2 separate regions of the Homo sapiens genome follow, and region 1 is linked to region 2. The links are chromatin loops, found by intact Hi-C in ENCODE. Cell type or tissue: heart left ventricle. All regions are shown on one strand. Each heading gives the region's core, and the rest is flanking DNA. Links, peaks and the distances in the headings are about the cores only.

What was found. A loop is a pair of places that touch in the nucleus more often than their neighbours do. Peaks named below come from ENCODE experiments on the same cell type or tissue, not always from the same donor. Only the 100,000 strongest peaks of a DNase experiment are listed, where the experiment ranks them.
Region 1: it touches region 2 in a loop (2.4-fold over the local background); 16 of 110 quality-filtered maps call a loop at or near these places.

The regions. Positions count from the first base shown.
Region 1 is chrX:153,883,759-153,893,027 of GRCh38, forward strand. It overlaps L1CAM (L1 cell adhesion molecule), which reads right to left and starts at 2,415. Exons shown (of 29, transcript NM_001278116.2): 1 at 2,307-2,415. It overlaps L1CAM-AS1 (L1CAM antisense RNA 1), which reads left to right. Exons shown (of 7, transcript NR_130768.1): 2 at 1-138; 3 at 190-515; 4 at 1,605-1,678; 5 at 2,050-2,219; 6 at 3,205-3,299; 7 at 4,739-5,232. In heart left ventricle, for the core only: no CTCF peak of the experiment used is centred there; no DNase peak of the experiment used is centred there; H3K27me3 peaks cover 2,604 bases.
Region 2 is chrX:153,822,559-153,831,827 of GRCh38, forward strand. It overlaps PDZD4 (PDZ domain containing 4), which reads right to left and starts at 7,986. Exons shown (of 8, transcript NM_001303512.2): 1 at 7,681-7,986. The coding sequence starts at 7,740. RefSeq lists an enhancer at 4,366-4,944. In heart left ventricle, for the core only: no CTCF peak of the experiment used is centred there; no DNase peak of the experiment used is centred there; H3K4me3 peaks cover 2,700 bases.

The DNA of each region.
Region 1 (9,269 bases), core at 591-8,590, 61 kb after region 2:
CCCCACCACTACCCCAGGTTCTCCCATGAACGTGCCCTCCTGGAGCCTGGGCCACTCTGCGAGGCCGCATCACCCTCACACCCAGAAAAGCACTCAGTGCAGCCATTTCGAGCTTTGAAAGGGAACTTGGTGATCAAGGTAGGGCACACAGGCCTGTCTCCTCGACCCTCACCTGCCAGTCCTGGCCAGGTGCATGCCAAGGAAGGCGCCAGCTGTAGTTCCAGTGGTGGAAAGGGCTCGGACCTGGGAGAGGCCGATTGGGGGCACAATCTGGGCACCCTGCTCACTGTAGGAGCCCTCAGGCCAGGCCCTTCCTCACTCTTTGCCTCCCTTTTCCCTTCAGATAATCATCAAGAAAAAAGAAAACAAGTGACACCCCACGAAGACAGGGACAATGCTGGTCCAGTTTGTCACTGGCTCTTCCATGGGCAGCCCAGAGCCCGGCCCAAAGGAGCACTGGCCATGAGCAGCTGCCCAGTACACGACTGCCCATCGCTGGGATCCTGAGCGCCTGGGTAGGGAAGCTCTTCACTGGCTGCAGGGCAGGGGACCCCGCCACCTTGAAGCGCTGATTGTCCTCCTGATGCTCAGCAGGGAGCTGGCAGCTGGGAACTTGGGGAGGAGCCTTTTAGGAGCGCGGTGTAGCAAACCAGGGAGGCTGGGGCGTGCTGAACGTGTTTCCCTCTTGGTGATCAGATCACTAGCGATTCTTAATTTCTTTTGTTCTTTTCTGTATATTTCAAGTGTCCTACAATAAGATGTATTACTTTCGGGATCATACACACACAAACATCAATAAATATGGAGAGAGACTCAGATGCAGCAGAGAGAAATGACCAGGAGCCAAGGAGGTGGGAAGGTCCCAGGCCCAACCCTGCCCCAAACTTCCCATGTGGCCAAGACAGCCGAGTCCTCAAAGGCTCTGGAGCCCTCAGGTGTGCACATGTGGGCACTGCATGGGAGCTGTGCCAGGGGAGAGGCCAGGCTGGGCCAAGTCCCACCACCTGCAGCAAGGAGCTGACGGGAGGGGAGAGGCCCTGGGGAGGCCCCCGCCCCAGAAAGATGATGCTGGGCAGCAGCCCCCAGGGGAAGAAGGGCGGACTGCACTGATTTACGTCAGGGCCACATGAGTCAGCAGAGATGGCACTGGGCTGCCCCGATGCCCCTGCCCTCAGGGTGGGGTTAACAGGGGCAGGGTATCTACCTGGGGGGTGCCAGGCCCCCACTCCTTCTGGAGAAGGGGGCAGATGGCTCTAGGCCTGCCTTCCTGAGAGGGACAGTGATAGGTGGGGGGTCCAGATACCCTGTCGGGGGCAATGGATTGTAGTGCGTGTTCTTTGCAATCCCTGCCAACCAAGAGGCCCCAAAAGTCTGACCTGGAATGGAGGGAATAGGAATCGCTGACCCCTCCCATAACCGCACAGAGATAGGAAGATGTGGCAGTGGGCAAAAGACCTGCAGTGCGCAGGGACCGCCTGAGCCAGTGAGGCCCACCTTCCCTCACCCCTACCTGATGGACCCTACCTGATGGACACCCATGCACGGGAGGCACAGCAGTGGGTGCCCGAACCGACCTCACCCACTCCAGCCCTGACTGGCCACAGAGCCTGTGGAAACGGGCTCCAGAGGCGCCCTACGCCTCCGGGGAGGAGCCCCTGGCTCTGCGGCAGGTTTTCGGGTGAGCCCGGAGGAGCCCAGGCTGGGATTTGGAAAGAAGAAGGAGGAGAACAAAGCCCCCCCAACCTTGGGGCGGAGGGGCAGGCAGCGCCCAGTCCCGTTCACTCCCCTCCCCCCATTGCAGGGGCGGCTTATCCCGATCTACCCCTCACCACGCTGTCAGCCGGGATTTTCAACCAAACTGAGCTCTCGGCTGGGGATGAGGGGCAGCCACGCCCAGGGCCACACCCCACGGCGGCCTGTGGGGGAGCGCTCGACCCGATCTGGCTTCCTTTCTCAGACACGCACACACGCACGGGGACCCGCCAACTTCAGCCCCCGCCTGCCCACACAGACCCTGCCTGACGCCCCCCGCCCTGTTCTCCCGCCCAGGCCAGCATCTGGGGCCCCGCAGGTTACCCCTCACCTGTCGGGCTCGGGCACCCGGCATCCCTCCCCCGCCCCGCTTACAGCCCGCGGTGCCCGGAGCCCGACGCCCGGCATGGGTGGGGCTCCGGCAGCAACGCCGGTTACCGCGGGCCGGACCGGGCCGGGACTCCCTGGTCCGTGCACCCCGGGCAGAGCGGTGTGGTGTCGCCGGGGGATCGCGGCCGCGGCCCGGGTCGCACGGGGAGGCCAGCCCGCCTTACCTGCGCTGCGGCCACCGCTCGGGCTGCCCGCCCAGCCTCCGCGCACGCCGGCCTCGGACCCGCCGCCCGAGCGCGTCTGCGATGCCGATGCTGCGGCAGCAGCGGCTGTGGCGGGGCGGGGCGGGCGTGCGCGCAGGGGCGGGGGAGGGGAGCGCCGGGGAGGAGAGGGAGGGAGGAGTGAGATCACCTCCCCGGCCGCCCGCCCCGCCCCGCCCCGCCCCGCCGCACCCTAGCCCCTGGTGCCAGCCGAGCGCGGCTTGGGCTGGGGGCCCCCGGGCAGCCCACTCCGGGAGCTCAGCGGGACCCCAGCCGACGGGTCCCGCCAGACCCCCTTCCCCGCAGACCGGGAGTCTCCGGCCGGAGAGTGTCCTCAGCCCCAGCGCAAGGGAGCCCGCTGTGAAAGCTCGGAGCGGGAATCGCGGGGCGAGAGTGCTCCCAGAGGCCTGGGGCCGGGCGGTGGAGAGAGGAGTCCGGCAAGGAAGGGGATGCTCCCTTAGCCTCGGCCTGGCCCTCGACGGCGCCGGCCAGCGATGGGCACCTGCACGCAACGCCCCCCCAACACACACACACAGGGCAGGACTCCCGGGACCTCTCCCGAATGCCCCCCGATCCTGAGGGCCCAGTCAGGGTCCTGTTGGGAGGGGTGCGGGGGCTTCGTCCTCAGCGTGTTGGGGAGGCGCCGCGGAGCACCGGCTCCTGCGCACCCCAGAGCCCAGGTGGGCGGCAGGGTAGGAGGCGAGCCCAGGGGAGACAGGGTCTGGGAGAGGGTATCCCTCGAACTGCCACCCCCAACTCCCAGATTTTCCTCCAGCTCTCTGGTGTCTTATTTCTTTGTCCTCGGGATTGGCCCCATTCGACCTTTCCCGCCGACTCCACTCTCTCCCACTCTCCCCCGCAGCCCTGCACAGGATCGAGAAGGAAGGAGCTCCTCCCCAGTGCCCCCTCCTAGGCTCAAGGCCATGACCTCACAGGCGAGGAAGCAAAATGGAGGGGGTAAGAATTCCGGAGCCGGCGAGCTGGCTGCAGCCTCAGGGCTAGGAAGGCCTAGGGCCCCGATGGCAGATTGCAGATCTGGCGGCCACGGTATTTTTATGGGCATGCCTGTTGCCCAGTGAAGCATTCCAGGGGCCCTCGACTCAGTCTCACAAGACTCCCCAAGTGGTGTGGGGCCCTGGAGGGCCCACATGGGAGCAGCCCTGGCATCCTGGCTTGGATGCCCCACCCCCATAGTGCCAGCTTCAGTTCCCCTGGAATGGGAAGCTTGGGGTGGACCCATCTGTGCTCAGAGAGGGTCTGGATGCCATGTTTGCCCAGCCTTTAGGAGGAGAATGGACAAGACTAGGCACCTGAGTGAAGACGGACGGCTAGGGAGACTGCTTCCAGAGTGGGGGCACTTGCAGGGCATCTTCAGGTGACAGCAGAGGAAACTGAGCCCGCCTGGGTCACGAGGCCAGCAGGCTCATGAGCTGGGCCAAGAGGGCGTACTTTCCATGAGGCACTGAGCTGTGGTCAGCTTCCTGCCTTTGCTGATCTGAACTCTGATAGGCCTCTCTCCTTTCCAGTTGCTGCCTCCACTCACTCCCTACGTTCCCAGCCTTTCCTCCAAGCCCCAACTTCTGCAAATCCTTTACCTAATCTAGGGTTTGATGCCCATCAGGATGGTGAAGTAAGCAGGGAATAGAGCCCGTTTATACGCACCTGCTAATGTGTAGTGATGGGTCCATTTATGGTAACAAAAAATTCATTACTAGGATTACACGACATCACATTTCCTGAGCACAGCCATGGACCTGCCATCGTTACATTTCCTGCACATTTAAATTGCACACCAACCTGGGGAGGTCTGTTGAAGCATTCGCCCCACGTTACAGATGAGAAAACCAAAGCCCACAGAGCTCAAGGCTGGGTCCAGCAAGCACAGTTAGGAAGGTCTCTTTCTCTCCACTGGCTCATTGCATCCACACACACACCCCAGATGATGGTGCTGTTATTATCCTCACTCTCCCAGTGAGGTACCCAAGGTCCAGAGAGGGGCAGTCATGCAACCAGGAAGAAATTGGCACTATCAGTGCCCCCATTTCACAGATGAGGAAACCAAGGTTCAGAGGGGTCAAATGACCCACCCAAGATAGCCCAGAAGGTAAATGGCAGAACTCGGACTTGAATTCCCTTCTGCTTGACCACGATGCCCATTCTCACTTCCATGTAATGAAGTGGAGGAGCCAATGGGAGCAAGAGCAAGAGTGACAGAAGACCAAGGGCAGAGCAAGTCCCAGGAGAAGCAGGAGGGACTGGCCCTGAACAAGAGGCAAGCCACCCCCCCACTGCCATGTGCTTGCTGTTGGAGGTTAGGGGGACACCAAGTAGACAGATGACTGTCTCTTTCCCTTCAACGTCAAGTGCTTCTCACAGCCCTGCTCCCTGTGACCCAGCCCTCATAGACACAGTGGACTGGACAAGGGAAGCCCCAGACTCTGACCCTGTGATGAGCATGCAGAAGACGCAGAAGCCACAGACGACAGTGGGGCAGTAAGGAAGTGCCAGCAGGCAGGCGGGGTGGGCTCAGCCAGACGTGTCTTTCTCTGTTCTCCTTTCAATCTTTCTGTGTCTTCATATCTCAGGTGTAGCGCTTGGAAACAGCACATAGTTGGGTTTTGGTTTGGTTTGATTCTGTCTAACAATTCTTGTCTTTTTAAAAATCAGCTTTGAGACCTGCCTGGGCAACACAGCGAGACCACGTCTCTACAAAAAAAATTTTAAAATTAGGCATGGTGGTGCATGTCTGTAGTCCCAACTACTCAGGAGGCTGAGGTGGGAGGATCGCTGGAGCCCAAGAGGTTGAGGCTACAGTGAGCCATGATCACACCACTACACTCCAGCCTGGGTGACAGAGTGAGACCCTGTCTCAAAAAAAAAAAAAAAAAAATCAACTTTATTGGAGTATAATTTACATACAGTAAAATTCATCCTTTTGAGGTTTACAGTTCAAGGAGTTTTGGTGAATGTTGTGTGCAGCCAACCACTCCCACCACCCCCTGCCCTTGGCCACCACTGATCTGATTTCTGTCTTTTCTAAATTTTATTATAAATGGAATCATACCGTATATATTCTTTTGTCTGGCTTCTTTCACACTCACGCAGCATACTTTTTGAGCTTCATCCATGTTGGTGTGTGTGTTTGTGTGTGTGTGTGAGAGAGAGAGAGAGAGAGCATGCGGGCGAGAGAGAGCAGTATATTTCCTTTTGATTGCCGAGTAGTATTCCATTGTTTGGTTGGATCAGGGTTTGTTCAGCCATTCACTCACTGAAGGACACTTGGGTAGTTTCCAGCTTTGTGTGATTATGATGGAGCAGCTCTAAACATTTATATGCAAGCTTGTGTAAATGTGTGTCTTCATTTCTCTAAGGTAACCGCTTAGGAGTGGATTGTTCAGTCAAGTGGTAGATTGATGTTGAACCTGCCTTTGTCTTTGAACTGTGCAGGTCAGCTGGTCACACGGTGATGACTGCTGCTATCTCTGGATGTAGTCACGCCAGGTGAGTATTTGCTTTCTATTTGTCCTGCTTTCCCCATCTCTCTCCCCCACCTCCACTTTATTATTTTTTATTAGTGTTGTTATTACTTTGAGACAGGGTCTCACTCTGTTCCCTAGGCTGGAGTGCAGTGGTGTGATCATGGCTCACTGCAACCTCGACCTCCTGGGCTCAAGTGATCCTCCCACCACAGCCTCCCAAGTACTGGGACAACAGATGTGCCACCACCACACTTGATTAATTTTTTTTTCTTTTTTGGTAGAGGTGAGGTCTCACTATGTTGTCCAGACTGGTCTTGAACTCCTGGGCTCAAGTGGTGATCCACTGCCTTGGCCTCACAAAGTGCTAGGATTACAGGAGTGAGTCACTGCACCTGGCCTCACCCCCACATTGTATCAGTGAAGGTGTGTCTGGAGTTGGTTCCTTCCAGTGGGTTCTTGGTCTCGCTGACTTCAAGAATGAAGCCGCGGACCTTCGCGGTGAGTGTTACAGCTCTTAAAGGTGGCACAGACCCAAAGTGTGAGCAGCAGCAAGATGTATTGTGAAGAGTGAAAGAACAAAGCTTCCACAGCATGGAAGAGGACCCAAGCAGGTTGCCGTTGCTTGTGGGGGGCGGGGGGGGGCCAGCTTTTATTCCCTTATTTGTCCCCTCCCATGTCCTGCTGATTAGTCCATTTTACAGAGTGCTGATTGGTCCATTTTACAGAGTGCTGATTGGTCCATTTACAATCCTCTAGCTAGACACAGAAAACTGGTGCGTTTTTACAGACTGCTGATTGGTGCATTTACAATCCTTTAGCTAGACACAGAGCGCTGATTGGTGTGTTTACAATCCTCTAGCTAGACAGAAAAGTTCTCCAAGTCCCCACATCACCCAGGAAGTCTAGCTGGCTTCACCTCTCAAAGGTTCAGGGTAGGAAGCAGAAATTCCTCCCGTGATCATGAACAGAAAGGGATTCTGTAGAAGGGATTAGATGCTTACCTGACCATTGGATGGGCCAAAGGAGTGGACTCTGGGCTAGGTGTTGATAACACCAGTGCAGACCTGGCTCCTCAAGGGAGCTGCTACCTCTGCCACCATCCACAAGATGGGGGATTGGGAGGCGGCCAGTGTAACCTTTGAGTTCAAAAAGACACCACCAAAGTCATGACCTGAGGATCAGCAAGCTGGGACCAGGAAGCCATTGCTGCCACAAGTGCCCCTCAACAACCAAGAAGTGAAGGTTAGACCCCAGAAATTCTTTGATGTCCAGCAGAAACGCAGCCCCACACAGCAGAAGTGTGGCTTCCCTTCCTTCAGTCATCCAAACTTCATGTGAGCACACCCAATTTGGCAATTGGCAAATTTGCCAATTTGCCAATTGGCAAAACTAAATTTGCTTCCCAAAGTCCAGCTGCTCTGGAGTCTGGAACATTTCCAGCCTCTGCCATGCAGAGCCCACAAGGTGGGAGTGAGTGCCGAGAGCTGTCAATATGCCCAGGCAGATGCTCTGCTCTTGGTCATCTTTTAGATGGACTGGATTTGTTCTCTCATTCTATTTTCTCCTCTGTTTGTTTAGAAGTGCTCTATGAATTTTTTAGTAGTTCCTCTACCTATTTTAACATGCATTCTTAATAAAGTCTAAAGTTAACTAATACCTCTGCTCTGGTGGTTTTAATGTAGGTCCATAAATTATTTGATACTCCTGCCTTCAAAAGGTAGTGCTTAATTCTCCTCCTCTTGAGTATAGGCTGGACTTGGTGGCTCACTTTTTTTTTTTTTTTTTTGAGATGGAGTTTCGCTCCTGTTGCCCAGGCTGGAGTGCAATGGTGTGATCCCAGCTTGCTGCAACCTCCACCTCCTGGGTTCAAGCAATTCTCCTGCCTCAGCCTCCCAAGTAGCTGGGATTGCAGGCGTGGGCCACCACGCCCAACTAATTTTTGTATTTTTAGTAGAGATGGGGTTTCACCATGTTGGTCAGTCTGGTCTCGAACTCCTGACCTCAAGTGATCCACCTACCTCGGCCTCCCAAAGTGCTGGGATTACAGGTGTGTGAGCCACCACTTTTTTTTTTTTTTTTTTGAGATGGAGTTTCACTCTGTTGCCCAGGCTGGCATGCAGTGGCGTGATCTCGGCTCACTGCAACCTCCACCTCCTGGGTTCAAGCGATTCTCCTGCCTCAGCCCCCCAAGTAGCTGAGATTACAAGCCCCCACCAGCACGCCCAGCTAATTTTTGTATTTTTAGTAGATACGAGGTTTCATCACGTTGGCCAGGCTGGTCTCGAACTCCTGACCTCAGGTGATCCGCCCGCCTCAGCCTCACAAAGTGCTGGAATTTCAGGCTTGAGCCACTGTGCCCGGCCTCATTTCTTTTTTAAATTTTATTTTAGAAGTTGAGGTCCTGCTCTGTCACTCAGGCTGGAGTGCTGTGGCATGTTCATAGCTCATTGCGGCCTCGAACTTCTGGGCTCAAGTGATCCTCCCGCCTCAGCCTCCTCAGGAGCTGGGACCACAGGCACACACCACCACACCTGGCTCACTTCTGATGAAAAGAATAAAGCGGAAGCAATGGCTGCAGCTGTGGGGACTAGGTCACACAGGCACTGCTGCTTCCTCCTTGTTTTCTCTCTCTCTCTCTCTCTCTCTCTCTCTCGGATTGCTCTGTTGGGTGAAGCCAGGTGCCACATCGTGAGGACACTCAACAGCCCTATGGAGGAGCTCACATGGAGAGAAACAAAGGTCTTCCGCCAACAACCATGAGTGTGCCATTTTGAAAAGGATCCTCCAGCCCCAGCCAAGCCTTTGCATGACTGCAGTCATGGCCAGAATCCCACTGCAGCCTCACAAGAGCCTTTGAGCTAGAACAATCCAGCTAAGCCACTCCTGAATCCTGACCCACAGAGATTATGAGATAATAAATGGTTACTGTCATTTTGAACTACTGCATTTGGGGGTGATTTGGTTTGCAGCCACAGATCACTAATACATCTTCCCTCCTCCTACACAATGCACGGCCTGGGATAACATACTAGCCACATGAGGTGGGCCCTATTATCATGTAGGAATGAGGAAGGCAGTGAGCTCAGATATGTGGACAGGAACCCAGGCAGAGTCAGCCGTCTGAGCTTTGGGAAGCCTGGTTTTCAGTAGCTCTAGGGACTTACCCACACCCCCACACTCCCACCCCTGAACTGCTATTATGGTGCTGTAGCCCCCACGGTGCCTGTCACTACCCACCAGCTGCTGTCCCCTCTCCTCTGTGTCCATCTTTTCTTCATGTCTTTGCTTCTCCTGGCATTCTCCTGCTTTGTGACAAATACCCGTGGCTTTTTCTGCACATGTCTTTTGGCTTCTAATCTCACTGCAGTTTCAATTCCAAGAGAGAGAAACTTATGGGCCCAAATACTCATTATCCTCATTTTGGTGGAGCCTTCATGCCAGGTAACTT
Region 2 (9,269 bases), core at 797-8,796:
CCCAACTCCTGTGCAAAATGACCACATATGCCTCCGCTTTGTTCCCTGTCCATCTGTTTTTTCTTTCTCTCTCTCTCTCTCTCTCCCTCCCTCCCTCTCTCTCTCTCTCTTTCTCTCTGTCTTTCTTTCTTTTTTTTCCAGACACAGTCTGGCTCCATTGCCCAGGCTAGAGTGCAGTGGTACAATCACGGCTCACAGAAGCCTCCAACTCCTGGGTTCAAGCAATCCTCCCACTCAGCCTCCCCAGAAGCTGGGACTAGAGGCGCATGCCACTACGCCTGAGCAATTTTTTATTTTTGTAGAGACAAGGTCTCAATATGTTGCCCAGGCTGTCCTAACTAATATTGTACTACATCACACTTCTTCAAAACTTGGAGGTCCCTTTCCTGAGAGAAATTCTCAGAATAATATTGGACATTCTTCTGTCACTGGGCATTAACTGTGACATACCCAGATGTAAGGCCTTCTCCATATAATTTCCTTTTTCATTATTTTTTATTTAATTAATTTATTTATTTGAGACAGGGTCTCGTTCTGTCACCTAGGCTGGAGTGCAGTGGCTTGATCTTGGCTCATGCAACCTCCACCTGCTGAGTTCAAGCAGTTCTCCTGCCTCAGCCTCCCGAGTAGCTGGGACTACAGGTGCATGATGCCCAGCTAATATATATATATATATTTTTTTTTGAGATGGAGTTTCGAGCCCAAGCTGGAGTGCAATGGCGTGATCTCAGCTCACCACAACCTCCACCTCCCGGGTTCAAGCAATTCTCCTGCCTCAGCCTCCCGCGTACCTGGGATTACAGGCATGTGTCACCATGCCCGGCTAATTTTGTATTTTTAGTAGAGATGGGGTTTCTCTATGTTGGTCAGGCTGGTCTCGAACTCCTGACCTGAGGTGATCCGCCCACCTCAGCCTCCCAAAGTGCTGGGATTACAGGCGTGAGCCACCACGCCTGGTCAATTTTTTGTATTTTTAGTATAGATGGGGTTTCACCATGCTGGCCAGGCTGGTCTCGAACTCCTGACCTCATGATCCACCCGCCTCGGCCTCCCAAAGTGCTGGGATTACAGGCGTGAGCCACCGCACCCAGCCAATTTCCACTTCTTAATGACCAACTGAATGGCCCGAGGGCAGCAACTCCCTCCTCCACCCAGTGAGATCCCGGGGGACACACCATCTGTTTTCCTTGTCACAATGGCCCTCGGACGCAAGCACTCTTCACTGCCATTTCACAGTTGAGGAAACTGAGTCACTGAGCCAGTGGGCCATGCAGCGACTTGCCCCTGGCCACACAGCTGTCAGTTGGTGGCTGCCTCCATTCCTATCTCCACACTGCACTGCCTTCTCTGGCAGGGCCCCTGAAGTAGAAGGAAGGAAAGGACACCTTTCTCCCCAGGATGCGTGCATGTGGCCATGGAGTTCCTGTTCTAAAGCTTTGGTGAGGTCTGTTGCTGGGTGGTAACCTGCACATCTTCAGTGTGCAAAGGGCAGGTGTTCATATGTCATACATGAACCTGGGGAACCATCACCACCGTCAGGACAGTGGCCATTTCTATCTTCCCCAAAAGTGTCCTCATGCCCCTCTGCCCATCCCTGCAACCACGAATCTGCTCTCTGGCACTATCGAATTTCATTTCAGCAGACTGGACAGTCCTCAGGAACCCCGAGATGAGAGGGGAAAGGGCATTCTACAATCTTGGGACAATGACACAAAACAGGATGACCTGGTCCAGAAGATGGCAGTCAGAATTCAGTGTCCAGCCCTCTGTTCTTCCACTCCACAAGGACTTTCTCAGAGCCTGCTTCTTCCCCAGTCAGCTTCTGCGGCAGAACCACTGAGTTGACTGAGAGTCCAGCTTTCCCCTGGAAGGGTGGAGGCCAGCGTGGATGTGCTGGCAGCATCTGGTGCTGGTGAGGCGGGGAGGCAGAGTGCCCATGCCAGACCCAAATCCCTGCTCACAGGAAGCCCCCATGCAAGCAGGAGGGAGCCAGAGAAGCCACCTGGCTTGGTGGGTGGGAGAGCAGTTTGGAGGAAGACGTCGCTGAAGAGGGGACACTGGCTGCCAGCCACGCTCCCGCACTCAAGCAGTACTTTCTCTCCCCCGCAGTTGCCTACATGTTGGCGATGGTCTCCCCCTTACAAAAAGGGGAGCCTGGGGCCAGGCGTGGTGGCTCACTCCTGTAATCCCAGCACTTTGGGAGGCCGGTGTGGGTGGATCACCTGAGGTCGGGAGTTCAAGACCAGCCTGACCAACATGGAGAAACCCCATCTCTACTAAAAATACAAAATTAGCCAGGCATGGTGGCGCATGCCTGTAATCCCAGCTACTCGGGAGGCTGAGGCAGGAGAATCGCTTGAACCCTGGAGGCGGAGGTTTTGGTGAGCCCAGATCGTACCATTGCACTCCAGCCTGGGCAACAAGAGCGAAACTCTGTCTCAAACAACAACAACAACAACAACAAAAGGGGAGTCTGGGGGAGGGGCAAGGCCCTGTCTGCAGTGTCTCCCTGCTGAATGCCACGCACCCAGGATGGCTGCCAGCACCATGGGGGCTCACATGCAGGTGCTTTAGGCAAGAATGCCTGGGAGATCACCAGAAGGGCTGGCCAGCTGTCCTTTGGCCTCCCTCGATGTGGACAGAGGGGAGATGACAGGCGGTCCTGACCCACTCCCCCTGTAAAGCCTGAGTAGGATGGGCGGGAGACCAGTCCTAAGTACCAGGGGTTTATCCCCTGACCATCTCCGGCGTGCTCGGATGCTAGCAAGCACATCATGGTGTCAGAGAGGGGGTGCCAAGGCCAAGACAAGTTCAGCAGAGTGTGGACCACGATGAGATATATGACAAGGGGGCCTGGTGGCAGTGGAGGGACATGGGCTGCAGAAAAGGCTCCGGAGCTGGGGACATGCTGTTTCCTGCCTTCCATTCTGGGCAACCAGCCTGCTTCCTTTTCCTAACTCAACACGCAGTAATCCTCCATTTTCAGGGGAGGTCCCAGATTTTCCAAACTAGGAGGACATGATTGGAATATAGGAATGGGGCTGAGGTTCCGACATGACACACGAAAGTGCCTGTGACAACCCACATCCGTGGAATAAAGGAACCATGTGGTCATCTCACTAGCCACAGAAGCAGCACTGCACAATCCAATGCCTCTCATGATAAAAACACACTAGGAATAGAATGGGAACTTCCTTACCCTGATAAAGGACAGCTATGAAAAAGCCACAGCTAACTTTATACCCCCTAGTGAAAGACTGGAAGCTTCTTTACCTTTAAGATGAGGAACAAGGGAAAGACATTCACAGGCACTTCTATTCAACATTGTACTAGAGACTCCAGCCAGAGCAAATTAACAAGAAAAAGAAATCGAAGGGCCAGGAACGGTGGTTTACACCGGTAATCCCAGCACTTTGGGAGGCCGAGGCGGGCAGGATTGCTTGAGGCCAGGAGTTCAAGACTAGCCTGGCCAACATGGCAAAAGCTCGTCTCTGCTAAAAATACAAAAATTAGCTGGGTGTGGTAGTGTGTGCCTGTAATCCTAGCTACATGGGAAGCTGAGGCAGGAGAATCACTTGAACCCGGGAGGCGGAGGCTGCAGTGAGCCGAGATTGCACCACTGCACTCCAGTCTGGGTGACAAAGTGAGACTGTGTCTCAAAAAAAAAAAAAAAAAGAAAGAAAGAAAAGAAAAGAAATCAAAGCCATCCAGATTGGAAAGGAAGAAGAAAAACGATTTCTATTTGCCAATGACATGATCCTAATATGTAGATAATCCTGAGGAATCTACTAAACAAATTATACTTAATAAACAATTTTAGTAAGGTCGCAAGATATAGGATCAATGTATAAAAATCAATTTTTTTTTTGAGACAGAGTCCTGCCCTGTCACCCAGGCTGGAGTGCAGCGGTGCAATCTCAGCTCACTGCAACCTCTGCCTCTGGGGTTCATGCGATTCTCTTGCCTCAGTCTCCTGAGTAGCTGGGATTACAGGCACACATCACCATGCCCCGTTAATTTTTTTTGTATTTTTAGTAGAGACGGGGTTCCACTATGTTGGCCAGGCTGGTCTTGAACTCCTAAGCACAGGTGAGCCACCCGCCTTGGCCTCCCAAAGTGCTGGGATTACAGGTGTGAGCCAACACGCTCAGCCAATCAATTGTATTTCTATACAGTAGCAATGAGAAGGCTGAAAGTAAAATTAAGAAAACGATTCCATTTATGATAGCATCATAAAGAAAATACTCATGAATAAACTTAAACAAAAGTGCAAAACATCATGTAAAGAAATTAAAGACCTAAATAAATGGAAAACGCACCCCATGCTCATGAACAATACTACCCAAATTGATCCACAAATTTGATGCAATCTCTATCAAAATGCCAACTGGCTTCTTTCCAGAAATTAACAACCTGATCCTGAAATTAATATGGAAACTTGAGGGACTTAGAATAGACAAAACAGTCTTGAAAAAGACGTACAAAGTTGGAGGACTCTCATTTCCTTACTTCAAAACTTACTACAAAGCTGCAGTAATGAAAGCAGTGTGGCGCTGGCTTAAGAACAGACATTTTTCTAAAGAAGATCCACAAATGGCCAACAAGCACAAGAAAAGGTGCTCATCATTTAGCTAACAGGAAGTGCAAATCAAAATCACAATGAGATACCACTTCACACCCAGCAGGACGGCCATAACAAAAACCCAGAAAATAACAACTGTTGGCAAAGATATAGAGAAATTGGAACCCTTATATGTTGCTGGTGGGAATGTAAACTGGTTCCAGCCACTGTGGAAAACAGTTCAATGGCTACAGGCACACACTCCAAAGAATTAAAAGCAAGGACTCAAACAGATACAAGTAGACCAGTGTTCACAGCAGCGCTATTCACAACAGCCCAAGGGTGGAAGCACCCCAAATGCTCATCAACTGACGAATGGATAAATATGTTGTATATCACAAAATGAAATATTATTTGGCAATAAAAAGAAATTGACTATTGATACATGGATGAACCTTGAAAACATTATGATTAATGAAAGCCAGACACAAAAGGTCAGTTTCTATGAAATGTTTAGAATAAACAAATCCATAGAGACAGGAAGTAGATTGGTGGGTGCCAGGGGCTAGGAAGTTTGAGGGAGAAATGGGGATGTGATTGCTAAGGAGTGCAGGGTTTCTTTTGGGGTGATGAAAACGTTCTGGAATTACTGGTGTGGGCTGCACAACCTTGTGAGTATACTAAAAACCACTGACTTGTACACTTTGAAAGGGTAAGTTGTGCAGTAGGAGAATGATAGCTCAATACAGCTGTAATTTTGGAAGTGTTGTGAGTCATTGGCAGAAAATGGCTTGGAACACAAGGCTAGGCTAGAGACTTGGGGGTTCCTGGCCTGGGGATCCCAGGCCTCTGTGGATTGTAGATGGAAGGCGCTGCAGATGCACATGTGCTTCTTTCTGAAAATCAGGCCCATGAAGTGCCTCACCCTGACAAGGTGCGGACGAGGTTACTCAGGGGGGACAGGGAGAAGTGCCCCCTAAAGATGGGGGAGCACCCGTGTTTAAGGAGGCCGGGAGGCAGGCACGGGGTCCCAGAAGCTGACCTGTCTTTTGGAACAAAAGCTCCTTCTCCTCTGAAGAGGCTGGGACCTGGTGATGCGTCCACCCCCAGAAGCGCAGTCCCCTGGGACAGCTCATGGCTTGCACTGCTTTCCGTATCTACTTTTTTCAGTCCTCTTGTTTTCCCTTAGTTGTGAAGGATGGTTCTCCTCGTAAAATCCCGGCTTTGATTGGGCCAAGGAGGAATGTAGAAAGTGAAAGTTTGCAGCCAAACTCCCACGGTTTCAAAGGGAGCCCAGCAGGAAAGCGCACAGAGGGCGCATGCGGCAGTGGCCCTCCTCCTGGCGGGTCTCCTTGGGGTGGGCAAGTCCCTTCCATGAAGGAGAGCTTAGGGCGCAGAGCAGGGAGGGCCCACCCAAGTTCACCTCCCTGAAGGCAGGCCCAGCCCGACCTGCCGAGGCCTTCCCGGAGGGCTGTGGGGAGCCCCAAGGGCTACCGGTGTCGTCCCATGGCTCATTTCAGGCCTGGGGTGCAGCTCGGGTCGCTCTCCCCTATCCACACGTCCCCACGAGGTTGGCCTTAAATGAAGTGCGACACCAATCCTTCTCCAGGAAAGTCAAAACGGCCCCGGAGGAATCGCTTGGAGAAATCGCTTGCCGTTTGATGGAATGACTCCCGAAAAGGAAGCAGGAGGATGGGATCCAGAGTCCCCGTCAACCAACCATCCCAGCCCTGGAATCCAACACGGATTCCACAGGACGCCCTCTCGGTCGCATTCCTATCCCGCTAGGGGGCTGGCAATGGCCACACAAGGTTTCCAAACAGCGGGAACAAGAGACGAGGAGTGGCAGCCGGGAACTGAGAGGGAAGAAGGCGGAGGACAGCGAACGGGAGAAGCCGAGGGCCCCGCGCACCCCCGGAGAAGGGCCGGGGAGAGAGGACCAGGAGCTCCGCCAGGGTGGGGCAAGATTTGCGTCCCCGCCCTGCCCCTCGGCTCCCGCACCAGGTGGCCAGAGGAGCTCGGCTCACAGCGTGAAGTCAGTCCCCGGATTCCTGGGAATTCTCCCCCGTGCCCAGCCCCTCCTTCCCCCGCCCCCGCCCCCGCCCCGGAGTTCTCGCCGATCCCTGCACGGGTTCCCCCACGTTCTCCCAAGCCAACACCCCTCCTGCAAAGCACTTGATTCCTTCCCAGTCCAGACCAATAAACCCGGGAGTTGAATCCAGGCCACTAAACGCATACCTGTCTGAGCCCTGTCTGCTCCTGGGTGCCTTGACCTTGACCTCCCTCCACTTAGCCCTAGGAGGTCTCAGCCCACAGCATCCGGGACATTTCTCTAGACAGTCTGCAGGGTGCACACAGAAAGTACACAAATGCGGGGCCGGGGGAGCCTCCGCGCACACAGAGACGGGGCACAGGAACGCACTCACGTAGTCACGCCACGCACAGGCAAGAAGCCCCGTTCCGGGCCGCGGGGCTGGGCTCCAGGTCCGAGCTCCGGGCCCCGCGTCTCCTTCCCTCCCCGCGGGGCCCTGCTGGTCCACGCCCCGCAAAGCCCGGCCAGGCACTGCCACCCGCAGAGAGCCCAACCCGCTGATCCCGGCGGCGCCCACTCACCCGAGACGCCTAAGGCCCGGGAGCCCATCGTTCGGGCAGGGCCAGGCGGGAGTGGGTGTCGGGGTGGGCACCCAGCCCCCGGACGGACTTGGACCGCGCCCGGGGACGCCCACGCACTCCCACGCTCCAGGCCCGCCGGGATCTAGATTCGGCGCCCCCCGCACGGCGGGAGCCTGGCTCCCTCCCCCGCCCTGGGTCCTGCGGGGAGAGCGTGTGCGGGGAACTGCGCTCGTTGCTATGCAACCTCCATCCCGCGCCCGCCGCACCGCGCCTCCCGGGACGGAAGCGCGCCCCACCCGGGCCAACCCCAACTTCCCACCCCACCCGTGGCTGGTTCCCACGGAGCGCCAACACCCAACAGCCCCAGGATGGGAGGGTGCGGACGGCTCCCTACCTTGTCCTCCTCGAGCCCTCCCGCTCTCCCACGCCCGCCGCTCCGGGCCTCCCCACTGGCCCGCTCCTCCCCGCGGAGGGCCGCGCCCCCGCCGCAGCGCCGGCGGCCCTACCTGCAGCATCACTTTGTACTGCTCCTCCGGTTTCTGGACCACGCACATATTACATCCCATGTTGCTGGCCGGCGAGAGGAGGCGGAGGGCGGGAACGGGAAGACGCCTTTCACTGACCCGGGCGCGGGACCTCGGGTCCCGGGCCGGGGCCAGGGGCCATACCCTGGCGCGGGGGGCGGGCCGCCTAGCGGGGGAGGGGGGCACGCCCCCGAGGTGGGGGCAGCGGCTCGCCCCTCAGGTTAACTCTTCGCTGGCCGAGGCCAGGCGCGGGCATGCTCCCTCGCACCCGGCCAGGAGAAAAAGGGCAGCGGGGGATGGGCGGGCGCGCCGGGCGTTGCCAGGCTACGGCCCCCCAGGGAGCGCGGGGGCGCGCCGGGCCGCCAGGGGCCGTCAGGGGCCGTGGGCCGCGCGCCTCCCCGCCCGCGGGGCCCGCCGCTGCCGCTGCCGCCTCCGGCTCCTGCCCATGGCCGCCAGCCCCGGGAGCCCGGCCCTCGCGCTCGGCGCCGCGGCCCGGCCCGCGACAGGGGGGCAGCGGCGCGGCGGCGGCCCCCGCCCGCGGCCAGGCCAGCGCCCGCGCTCCCGCCTCGCCCGGCCGCGCTCTCGGAGCTCCCGGCGCCCGCTCTTCGTCCAGCAGCCGCTGGCCGTCTCCAGCTCCCGCCCGGGACGACGGGCACGCGAGCGCGCCCACGGCGGCGGGGGAGGGGCGCGGGCACGGGGCGCACGCGCGCCGGGAGGGGCGGGGAGGGGAGCGGGGCCGGCTGCGGGAGGGAGCGGCGGGGGCGCTGGAGCCGGCGCGGGAAGCCGGGGGCGGGCGCTCGACGGAAGCGGGCGGGGGTCCTAGGCACCCCACGACACCCGGCGTCCGGTCCTGAGGGGCGGGCACCAGGCGCGTTGTCTGCGCGATGCCGCTCTGGGAGAGAGGGGTCCTGCCAGGAGGAGCAGTCTCCTGGGTCCCCCAGAGAGAGTCCGCGATTTCAGCCCCTCTCCCCGGTCTTGGACGCAGCAGCCCTCACGCCTCTGCTCCTTCCTCGGGCTTCGCCTTAAATGACTGCATCCCTCCTTCAACTCAGCCATTCCCTGCTGTCTTTGAAACGGACACCTTTGTTTAAAACAAGAAAGAAAGAGAGAAAGGGAGGAAAGAAAAGAAAGAGAGAAAGAAAAAAGGATGAGCGAAGCGTGGGGAGGGGGTGGGTCGTGGGGAGAGTGGCCTCGGAGGCCTTGGGACCCGGGCCTGCACACAGCACTGGCCAGCCTGGGCCCGCCGCCTACCTGTTCCTCAGCCCCAGCCCTCACCCGGTCCCCGCTTTCACAGCCCTTCCATCTCTTCCTCTTCTCTCCCACCACCTCCCCGTCTTCTTGGACAAGCCTGGAGGGAGAAGGCCTTTGCCTGGAAAGCAGCAGCGGGTGGAAGTCTGCGTTCCCAGAGGCTGCCCCGGCTGCAGGAGATCACTTGGAGAAATTGCTACATGCTTCATTTCCAGGTTTGGGCAAGTGAGGGAACCCCCAGCCACACGGGGCTGTTGAATCGGAGCCCTTCCTTTCCTCCCTGGCTCCTCGTTAGAAGAGAAATCAAGAATGGCGGGCCTGCC